2 separate regions of the Homo sapiens genome follow, and region 1 is linked to region 2. Evidence: read pairs that join two places in POLR2A ChIA-PET (ENCODE). Cell type or tissue: B cell. All regions are shown on one strand. Links, peaks and the distances in the headings refer to the core of each region. The heading gives the core; the rest is flanking DNA.

What was found. Peaks named below come from ENCODE experiments on the same cell type or tissue, not always from the same donor. Only the 100,000 strongest peaks of a DNase experiment are listed, where the experiment ranks them.
Region 1: POLR2A ChIA-PET joins it to region 2 with 5 read pairs; 2 of 35 experiments call an interaction of 5 or more read pairs at or near these places.

What each region holds. Positions count from the first base shown.
Region 1 is chr15:75,353,734-75,358,110 of GRCh38, forward strand. It overlaps NEIL1 (nei like DNA glycosylase 1), which reads left to right. Exons shown (of 10, transcript NM_024608.4): 6 at 6-133; 7 at 517-544; 8 at 698-759; 9 at 920-1,085; 10 at 1,231-3,382. The coding sequence ends at 1,301. MAN2C1 (mannosidase alpha class 2C member 1) reads right to left here. Exons shown (of 26, transcript NM_006715.4): 22 at 3,060-3,169; 23 at 2,873-2,952; 24 at 2,568-2,716; 25 at 2,377-2,486; 26 at 2,059-2,299. The coding sequence ends at 2,173. Among named protein-coding and RNA genes, the nearest start is that of MIR631, 2.2 kb to the left of the region's middle. RefSeq lists an enhancer at 2,395-2,689. In B cell, for the core only: no CTCF peak of the experiment used is centred there; DNase peaks (open chromatin) are centred at 988, 1,537, 2,364 and 2,738.
Region 2 is chr15:74,746,656-74,750,957 of GRCh38, forward strand. It overlaps CYP1A2 (cytochrome P450 family 1 subfamily A member 2), which reads left to right and starts at 2,190. Exons shown (of 7, transcript NM_000761.5): 1 at 2,190-2,242; 2 at 3,075-3,914. The coding sequence starts at 3,084. RefSeq lists a cis regulatory region at 1-859, promoters at 1-2,280, 1-214, 1,946-3,083 and an enhancer at 1-92. In B cell, for the core only: no CTCF peak of the experiment used is centred there; no DNase peak of the experiment used is centred there.

The sequences.
Region 1 (4,377 bases), core at 282-4,281, 610 kb after region 2:
CACAGGGGGCAAAGGCTACGGGTCAGAGAGCGGGGAGGAGGACTTTGCTGCCTTTCGAGCCTGGCTGCGCTGCTATGGCATGCCAGGCATGAGCTCCCTGCAGGACCGGCATGGCCGTACCATCTGGTTCCAGGTTGGGCCCTACTGTTCACACAGGCAGAGACCCCAGGAGGCTGATGGGTGGAAACGTGGGGTCACAATAACTGGGGTGGTGATGCTCAGGGTCTGTCTAGACCCTCCAAGGACCACACTGTTCCTGAGGGTCACACCCCTCCCCTCCCATGCGTCCCAGGGTTGCAGCTAGTGGAAGTAGCCCAAGGCAGGTAGCCCAAGTGAAAGTAGCCAAGGGCAGAGCAGCTTTGCTGATGTGGACTCTAACATGGGGGATGTCCTAGAGGCTTCCTAAGGGAGAAGCTACACTGATCTGGATGGGTGTGTGTGAGTCCTGCCTCTCCAAGGAATACCGCCCCTGTGCCAACCCAGGCTGATTCCTGAATTATCCCCATCCCATTTTAGGGGGATCCTGGACCGTTGGCACCCAAAGGTAAGCTACTCCTAATGTAATAGGCTAAGAGAGCAGAAAGGACTTCACGCCTGCAAGGGCTACAGCACCCTTCTCCACCCTATCCCCCTGCAACCCTGGGAGTCACCCCTGGGCAGGATAGGACCCTCCAACTCCAACACCAGTGTCCTGCAGGGCGCAAGTCCCGCAAAAAGAAATCCAAGGCCACACAGCTGAGTCCTGAGGACAGAGTGGAGGTATGGCTGCCTGCTCCCGCCTCCTCCCCTGCACTCTGCAGCCCTGGCTGCCCCTCCCAGGCAGCTGCCTTACCCTAAGAGGGCGGGGGGAGTGGTGGGCCCTAACCAACCTCTGAACTGCTTTCTGAGCCCCTCAGGGACCCGTGTCTCCTCCATCCAGGACGCTTTGCCTCCAAGCAAGGCCCCTTCCAGGACACGAAGGGCAAAGAGAGACCTTCCTAAGAGGACTGCAACCCAGCGGCCTGAGGGGACCAGCCTCCAGCAGGACCCAGAAGCTCCCACAGTGCCCAAGAAGGGGAGGAGGAAGGGGCGACAGGCAGCCTCTGGTGGGCTTTCCTCATCACTCCCAGAAACTGGCTCTACAGGAGAGGATGGGATGGTGGCCTAGGAGCGCGTGTACAAAGGTGGGAGAAAGGCTGCCATGGCAGCCCCTGGAGTCTTAGCTGACCATCTTGCCTGTTCTTCCCCCAGGCCACTGCAGACCCCGGAAGGTCAAGGCTGACATCCCATCCTTGGAACCAGAGGGGACCTCAGCCTCTTAGCAGGAGGCTCTCCTTGCTTGCACTCACCCTTTCTTATTGTCTTGCCCTGCATCTGGGGGTCTGAATTTTTGGGAGCAGGCAATATCTGAAGGTGCAAACAGGCCCTACGGCTGTTCCCTGCACAACTCTCATGGTTTTAATTGTACCCCATCTTCCACATCTTTAAAGCTCATGTGAAAAATGCTGCATTTTTAATAAACTGATACATTTGAACTTCTTGGCACCTCTTGGTCTGAGATGGCCAGGTAGGAAGGGCCTGCTGTCCGGTCCTGGTGACAGAAGGCCCAGCTCCTCACAAGGCAAACTGAGCCCCCATCCCAGTCCTCAAGGCTCTGACTCTATCAGAGGACAGTTTGCCTCTGCAAGGACAGCCCCTCAGAGGTGGTACAAAGACCCTGGCCCCAGGCAGCCCAGGAGCCAGAGCTCCTCCAGTCCAGATTCTCCAGGGTCCAGGGCTGCCCCCTCATCCTGGCAGGAGCCAGGCAAAACCCACCCTTCGGCCCCTCCCCAGCCCCAGGCCCAGGCCCTTTACCTGCTGGCACAGGGGAGGGGCTTCTCAACTCATGGTCTCTTCACTGGCTTTTGGTGGCTCGAGGTCCCCAGTCTCTCCTGTGGGGGCTGCAACCCAGACCCTGCACGCACAGGTACCTTAGGATCTTGCCCCTACCCACCAAATACCTGGGAAGCCATCCCACCCCAGACTTCCCACCCCCACCCCAAGCGTGAGGATGGGCCCTAAGGGGACTGAGCAGCAGGGTTCCCGATCCAAGGATTTATTCCACAAGAAAAGACTGATCCCTGCTTTAGGCTGGGGAAGCAGAAATTAGGAGTCCCCAGAGCCTTCTACAAACAAAACCCCAGCCCCAGGGACTCAGTGTGGCGGAGGCTGAAGCACGAGCAACAGGGACAGCACTTGGAAGGGAGAAAAGGTGAGCTTCAGGCGGTTGTCCCGAAGGGTCAAGTGGCCAGCAGGGTCTGGTCGCTCCAAGAGATCGCAGCTGGAGAACAGGAGGGGCCATGAAGGCTCTGCGAGGGCGAGACTCGACCCCCGCCCCAATCCCACACCGCCACTCACAGGATGGCCTCCTGAACCGGCAGCGACAAGTGCAGCCAGCAGTCCACGTGGCTGCCGTGGGCCTCATACAGCCTCAGGACCAGCGAGCGGCGCTGGGGGCTGCTCTCCGCCTGCAGAGGAACACGTCTGGTGGGAGGGGCCGAGGGCAGGCCCAGTTCGGAACCCCGTCCCCAGCACGTCCCACCCCTTGCCTGCTTGACGGTCTCCAATACGACCGCGGGTGAAGACACGGAAAACGCACTCCAGGAGGTGGCGGGCGCTGGGCTGGGGGCTGGCAGAGCCAACAGGGGGAAGTTTAGGCTGTAGGCAGCTTGGATAACGCCAGCATCCTGGAAAGAGCCTGGGGTACGACCAGGAAACAATGCTGGTGGAGAATGGGGGCTACCCTCCCCTGTCCCTAGAAGGGGCAGGAAGCCAGGTTGCTGGGGTTTGGGCTCAGGGAAGGGCAGAGAGGTGTCTAGGGCTGCAGGAAGGCCCCACCGTCCCCAGCACTCACCCTTGTGCGGCATCAGTGCATAGGTGAACTCGTGGCGCCCCGTGTCAGCAGTAGCGTCCGGGGCTTTAGGCGCCCGCAAGCTGGGGTGAGGAGGGCGCGTAGGGGCCACGCTGAAGCTGTTGGAGTTGTGGTCGGGAAGACCCATTTCTCCATGCCAGCTCCCAGGCCTGGTGGGTACCCCACTTACAGCGAGAGGCTGAGGATGCTGCCTCGCACTGACGCGCCATACTTGCAGTCGTTGAGCAGGGCCAGCCCAAAGCCGTGTTCTGACAGATCCATCCAGCGATGGGCCCACACCTGGAGGGCAGATCCAAGACCCACTTGGTGGCCCTGTGCCCCTCTTTGTGCTCCCAGACTCCAGAGCTCCTGTCACTAGGCCGAGCACAAGCTCTAGAACCACACAACTGAACTCCAGCTCCCACTGTACGGGGCCCTGGGCATGCCACCCAACCTGCCTAAGCCTCAGTTTCCTTATCTGTGAAACGGGAATAAATAATAGTACTCACCCCATCGAATGATCATGAGTATCAAATTAAATGTAAAACTTTGTTTTTTTCACACAGGATCTCAGTCTGTCACCCAGGCTGGAGTGCAGTGGCTTGATCTCGGCTCACTGCAACCTCCGCCCTCCAGGATTCAAGTGATTCTCCTGCCTCAGCCTCCCAAGTAGCTGGGATAACAGGACATGTGCCACCACGCCCGGCTTTTTTTTTTTTTTTGAGATGGAGTCTCACTCTGTTGCCAGGCTGGAGTGCAGTGGCACAATCTCAGCTCACTGCAACCTCCGCCTAAAGGGTTCAAGCGATTCTCCTGCCTCAGCCTCCCGAGTAGCTGGGATAACAGGACATGTGCCACCACGCCTGGCTAATTTTTCTGTATTTTTAGTAGAGATGGGGGTTCACCATGTTGTCTATGATGGTCTCGATCTCTTGACCTCGTGATCCGCCCACCTCGGCCTTCCAAAGTGCTGGGATTATAGGCCTGAGAACACTGCGCCTGGCCAATTTTTGTATTTTTTTTTTTTTTTTTTTTGAGACAGAGTCTCGCTCTGTCGCCCAGGCTGGAGTGCAGTGGCACGATCTTGGCTCACTGCAAGCTCTGCCTCCCAGATTCACGCCATTCTCCTGCCTCAGCCTCCCAAGTAGCTGGGACTACAGGCGCCCACCACCACACCCGGCTAAATTTTTGTATTTTTAGTAGAGACAGGGTTTCATCGTGTTAGCCAGGATGGTCTCGATCTCTTGACCTCGTGATCCACCCACCTCAGCCTCCCAAACTGCTGGGATTACAGGCGTGAGTCACCACGCCCGGCCCAATTTTTGTATTTTTAGTAGAGATGGCGTTTCACCATGTTGGCCAGGCTGGTCTTGAACTCCTGACCTCAGGTGATCCACCCACCTCGGCCTCCCAAAGTGCTGGAATTACAGGCGTGAGCCACTGTGCCTTGCCAATGTAAAGCATTTAGTGCAATGCCTGGCACACACGTTAGGAAGCAGCAAATGTTG
Region 2 (4,302 bases), core at 303-4,302:
GGGTCCTGGAACAGGAAAAGGACATTAGGTAAAACGCAAGGAAATCTAAGTAAACCATGAACTTTAGTTAATTAGAGAGACAGACAGACAGAGAGAAAGAAAGAGTCCATTTTCTATAAAACCGAGCCTAACCTCAAACCTTGACCTTTTTCATTGAGTCATCTGAACCCAATGGAGATATAGACAGGAAACAACTTTCCTCTTCTCCCATTCATGGCCTTCAAACATGCTCTGTTTCTCTATTGGATTCCCCATCCATCTGCCTTGGCATCTTCACAGGTTGATCCCACAGTTTTCTCATTTTCAGGAATAAAAGCCCACTCCAGTCTAAATCAAAACTTCCCTCTCACATCCATGCCGGGCACAGTGGCTCACACCTGTAATCCCAGCAGTTTGGGAGGCCAAGGCAGAAGGATTGCTTGGGCCCAGAAGTTCAAGACCAACCTGGGCAACATGGCAAGACCTCCTCTCTACAAAAAAATGTTTAAAAATAAAAAAATTAGCCAGGCATGGTGCACACACCTGTGATTGTGGTCCCAGCTACTCAGGAGGCTGAGGCAAGAGGATTGTTTGAGCTCAGGAGGTCGAGGCTGCAGTGAGCCATGATTGTGGCACATGAACCCCAACCTGGGTGACAGAGCAAGACTCTGTATCTAAAAAAAAAAAAAAAAGATAGCAAACTTCCTTTTCACATCCAATTTAAGGCTTGTCCTCCTCCTCCTCTTAGATCTGACTGAGATCTGGGTCCATATTAAAGACTCCTTTAGTACAACAAACACCATATATCCTCACGTAAGTCCATGAATATCTGACATTTCTCATATCTACTTTCTCTCGATTTATTGATAGATAGGTATACATTGTTTTAATTTTATGGGTACATAGTAGGTGTATATATGTATGGGGTACATGAAATGTTTTGATACAGGCATGCAATATGAAATAAGCATTCATGGAGAATGGAGTATCCATCCCCTCAAGCAAGGATAAACCTTTGAGTTACAAACAATCCAATTACACTCTTTAAAGGTGTACATTTTTTTTTTTTTTGAGACGGAGTCTCACTCTGTCGCCCAGGCTGGAGTGGAGTGGCACGATCTTGGCTCACTGCAGCCTCCACCTCCCAAGTTCAAGCCATTCTCCTGCCTCAGCCTCCCGAGTAGCTGGGATCACAGGCACATGCCACCATGCCTGGCTAATTTTTGTATTTTTAGTAGAGACGGAGTTTCACCAGGTTGGCCAGGCTGGTCTTGAACACCTGATCTCAGGTGATCCGCCCATCTCGGCCTCTCAAAGTGCTGGGATTACAGGTGCGAGCCATCGCGCCTGGCCTAGAGGTGTACATTTTTTAACAGAACCATTCAAAAGGAGGTTGTGGGGATCATGACACTTCCATGCTACAGCATTAATCTCCTAAGAATAAGGATACACTCCCACATACCATGACACTCTGTTCACACCTAAAAAAATTTACATTTATTCCAGAATATCATCTAATCTCCAGTCCGTGCTTACATGTCCCCAATTGTCCCCAAAACATCTTTTATAGATTTTTTTAAAATTTTGTTTAAATGCCATATCCAATCGATATGGCAATCAAATGCAAATCCATATTGCATTTGGTTATGTCTCTTAGTCTTTTTGCATAAGGGGGGCCTCTCTTTAGGATGCAAAATCTTTATCATCTCTTCTTTTCCACTTGGGGACTTGGGCTGAAAATCAGGAGTGGCTGGAACACGCCCATTTACTGTTTGGTTTTGCAGGTTGTTGGAGGGTACTACAGAAGAACATCCCTCTGGAGAGGGGCCGTGAGCCTGGTTGGCCTAGACTGAGTGCCCTGGCAGAGCTCTTCCTCATGTGTGCAGTGGGAAAGAAGCCCAGATCAGTCCAAAGGCCTAACCCCCACTCCCAGACCCTACCCTACTCTTCAGAGAAATAGGCTCCCTACCCTGAACCCTAAAGACAGCTGTACCTTCATCCCCAGGGACCCAGCACCCCTTCTGGCCTATCCCCAAAGAGTCACCCTGGGTCTTAGGTAGTAGGTGGAGCTGAGGGATAATGGCCCAAGGCCAAGAGTTGATCCTTCCAACTTTGTTCAGTGATCCAGCTTTCATATCAGGTGATCAGGACAACCAGGCCAATCTGATAGGGGGCGGTGTTTATAAAAAGGCCACTCACCTAGAGCCAGAAGCTCCACACCAGCCATTACAACCCTGCCAATCTCAAGCACCTGCCTCTACAGGTACCTTTCTTGGGACCAATTTACAATCTCTGGGATCCCCAACTATAGAACCTGGAAGCTAGTGGGGACAGAAAGACGGGGAGCCTGGGCTAGGTGTAGGGGTCCTGAGTTCCGGGCTTTGCTACCCAGCTCTTGACTTCTGTTTCCCGATTTTAAATGAGCAGTTTGGACTAAGCCATTTTTAAGGAGAGCGATGGGGAGGGCTTCCCCCTTAGCACAAGGGCAGCCCTGGCCCTGGCTGAAGCCCAACCCCAACCTCCAAGACTGTGAGAGGATGGGGACTCATCCCTGGAGGAGGTGCCCCTCCTGGTATTGATAAAGAATGCCCTGGGGAGGGGGCATCACAGGCTATTTGAACCAGCCCTGGGACCTTGGCCACCTCAGTGTCACTGGGTAGGGGGAACTCCTGGTCCCTTGGGTATATGGAAGGTATCAGCAGAAAGCCAGCACTGGCAGGGACTCTTTGGTACAATACCCAGCATGCATGCTGTGCCAGGGGCTGACAAGGGTGCTGTCCTTGGCTTCCCCATTTTGGAGTGGTCACTTGCCTCTACTCCAGCCCCAGAAGTGGAAACTGAGATGATGTGTGGAGGAGAGAGCCAGCGTTCATGTTGGGAATCTTGAGGCTCCTTTCCAGCTCTCAGATTCTGTGATGCTCAAAGGGTGAGCTCTGTGGGCCCAGGACGCATGGTAGATGGAGCTTAGTCTTTCTGGTATCCAGCTGGGAGCCAAGCACAGAACACGCATCAGTGTTTATCAAATGACTGAGGAAATGAATGAATGAATGTCTCCATCTCAACCCTCAGCCTGGTCCCTCCTTTTTTCCCTGCAGTTGGTACAGATGGCATTGTCCCAGTCTGTTCCCTTCTCGGCCACAGAGCTTCTCCTGGCCTCTGCCATCTTCTGCCTGGTATTCTGGGTGCTCAAGGGTTTGAGGCCTCGGGTCCCCAAAGGCCTGAAAAGTCCACCAGAGCCATGGGGCTGGCCCTTGCTCGGGCATGTGCTGACCCTGGGGAAGAACCCGCACCTGGCACTGTCAAGGATGAGCCAGCGCTACGGGGACGTCCTGCAGATCCGCATTGGCTCCACGCCCGTGCTGGTGCTGAGCCGCCTGGACACCATCCGGCAGGCCCTGGTGCGGCAGGGCGACGATTTCAAGGGCCGGCCTGACCTCTACACCTCCACCCTCATCACTGATGGCCAGAGCTTGACCTTCAGCACAGACTCTGGACCGGTGTGGGCTGCCCGCCGGCGCCTGGCCCAGAATGCCCTCAACACCTTCTCCATCGCCTCTGACCCAGCTTCCTCATCCTCCTGCTACCTGGAGGAGCATGTGAGCAAGGAGGCTAAGGCCCTGATCAGCAGGTTGCAGGAGCTGATGGCAGGGCCTGGGCACTTCGACCCTTACAATCAGGTGGTGGTGTCAGTGGCCAACGTCATTGGTGCCATGTGCTTCGGACAGCACTTCCCTGAGAGTAGCGATGAGATGCTCAGCCTCGTGAAGAACACTCATGAGTTCGTGGAGACTGCCTCCTCCGGGAACCCCCTGGACTTCTTCCCCATCCTTCGCTACCTGCCTAACCCTGCCCTGCAGAGGTTCAAGGCCTTCAACCAGAGGTTCCTGTGGTTCCTGCAGAAAACAGTCCAGGAGCACTATCAGGACTTTGACAAGGTGAGCCCGGGGTGCAGGTGGCAAGGGGCACCTTGCAGGGCCTGGGTGCAGCCCCTCCCTCCCAGCTCCAGCATGCCCACACAGCTGCTGTGTTGCCAAGGCCTAGGAAGGCTCTGGACACCTCAGACCAGCTGTGTGACCTGGAGCCGACTCTTCCCCTTCTCTGGGCCTCAGTTTCCTCATCCTTGAAGCCCCCTTCTCAGGGCTCCTCAAAGCCCCCAAGAAAAAAGCCCTGGAAATGGGGCCCTAGCAGAGTCCTGCAATGTGGGGGGCCTATGAGTGAGAAAGCTTTCATTCTGCAGAAACCTAAACCCCAACAGAGGCTAATCCCCAGCTCTGGTGTCACGTTGCTTCCCTGTGTTCACACTAACCTTTTCCTTCTTTGAAA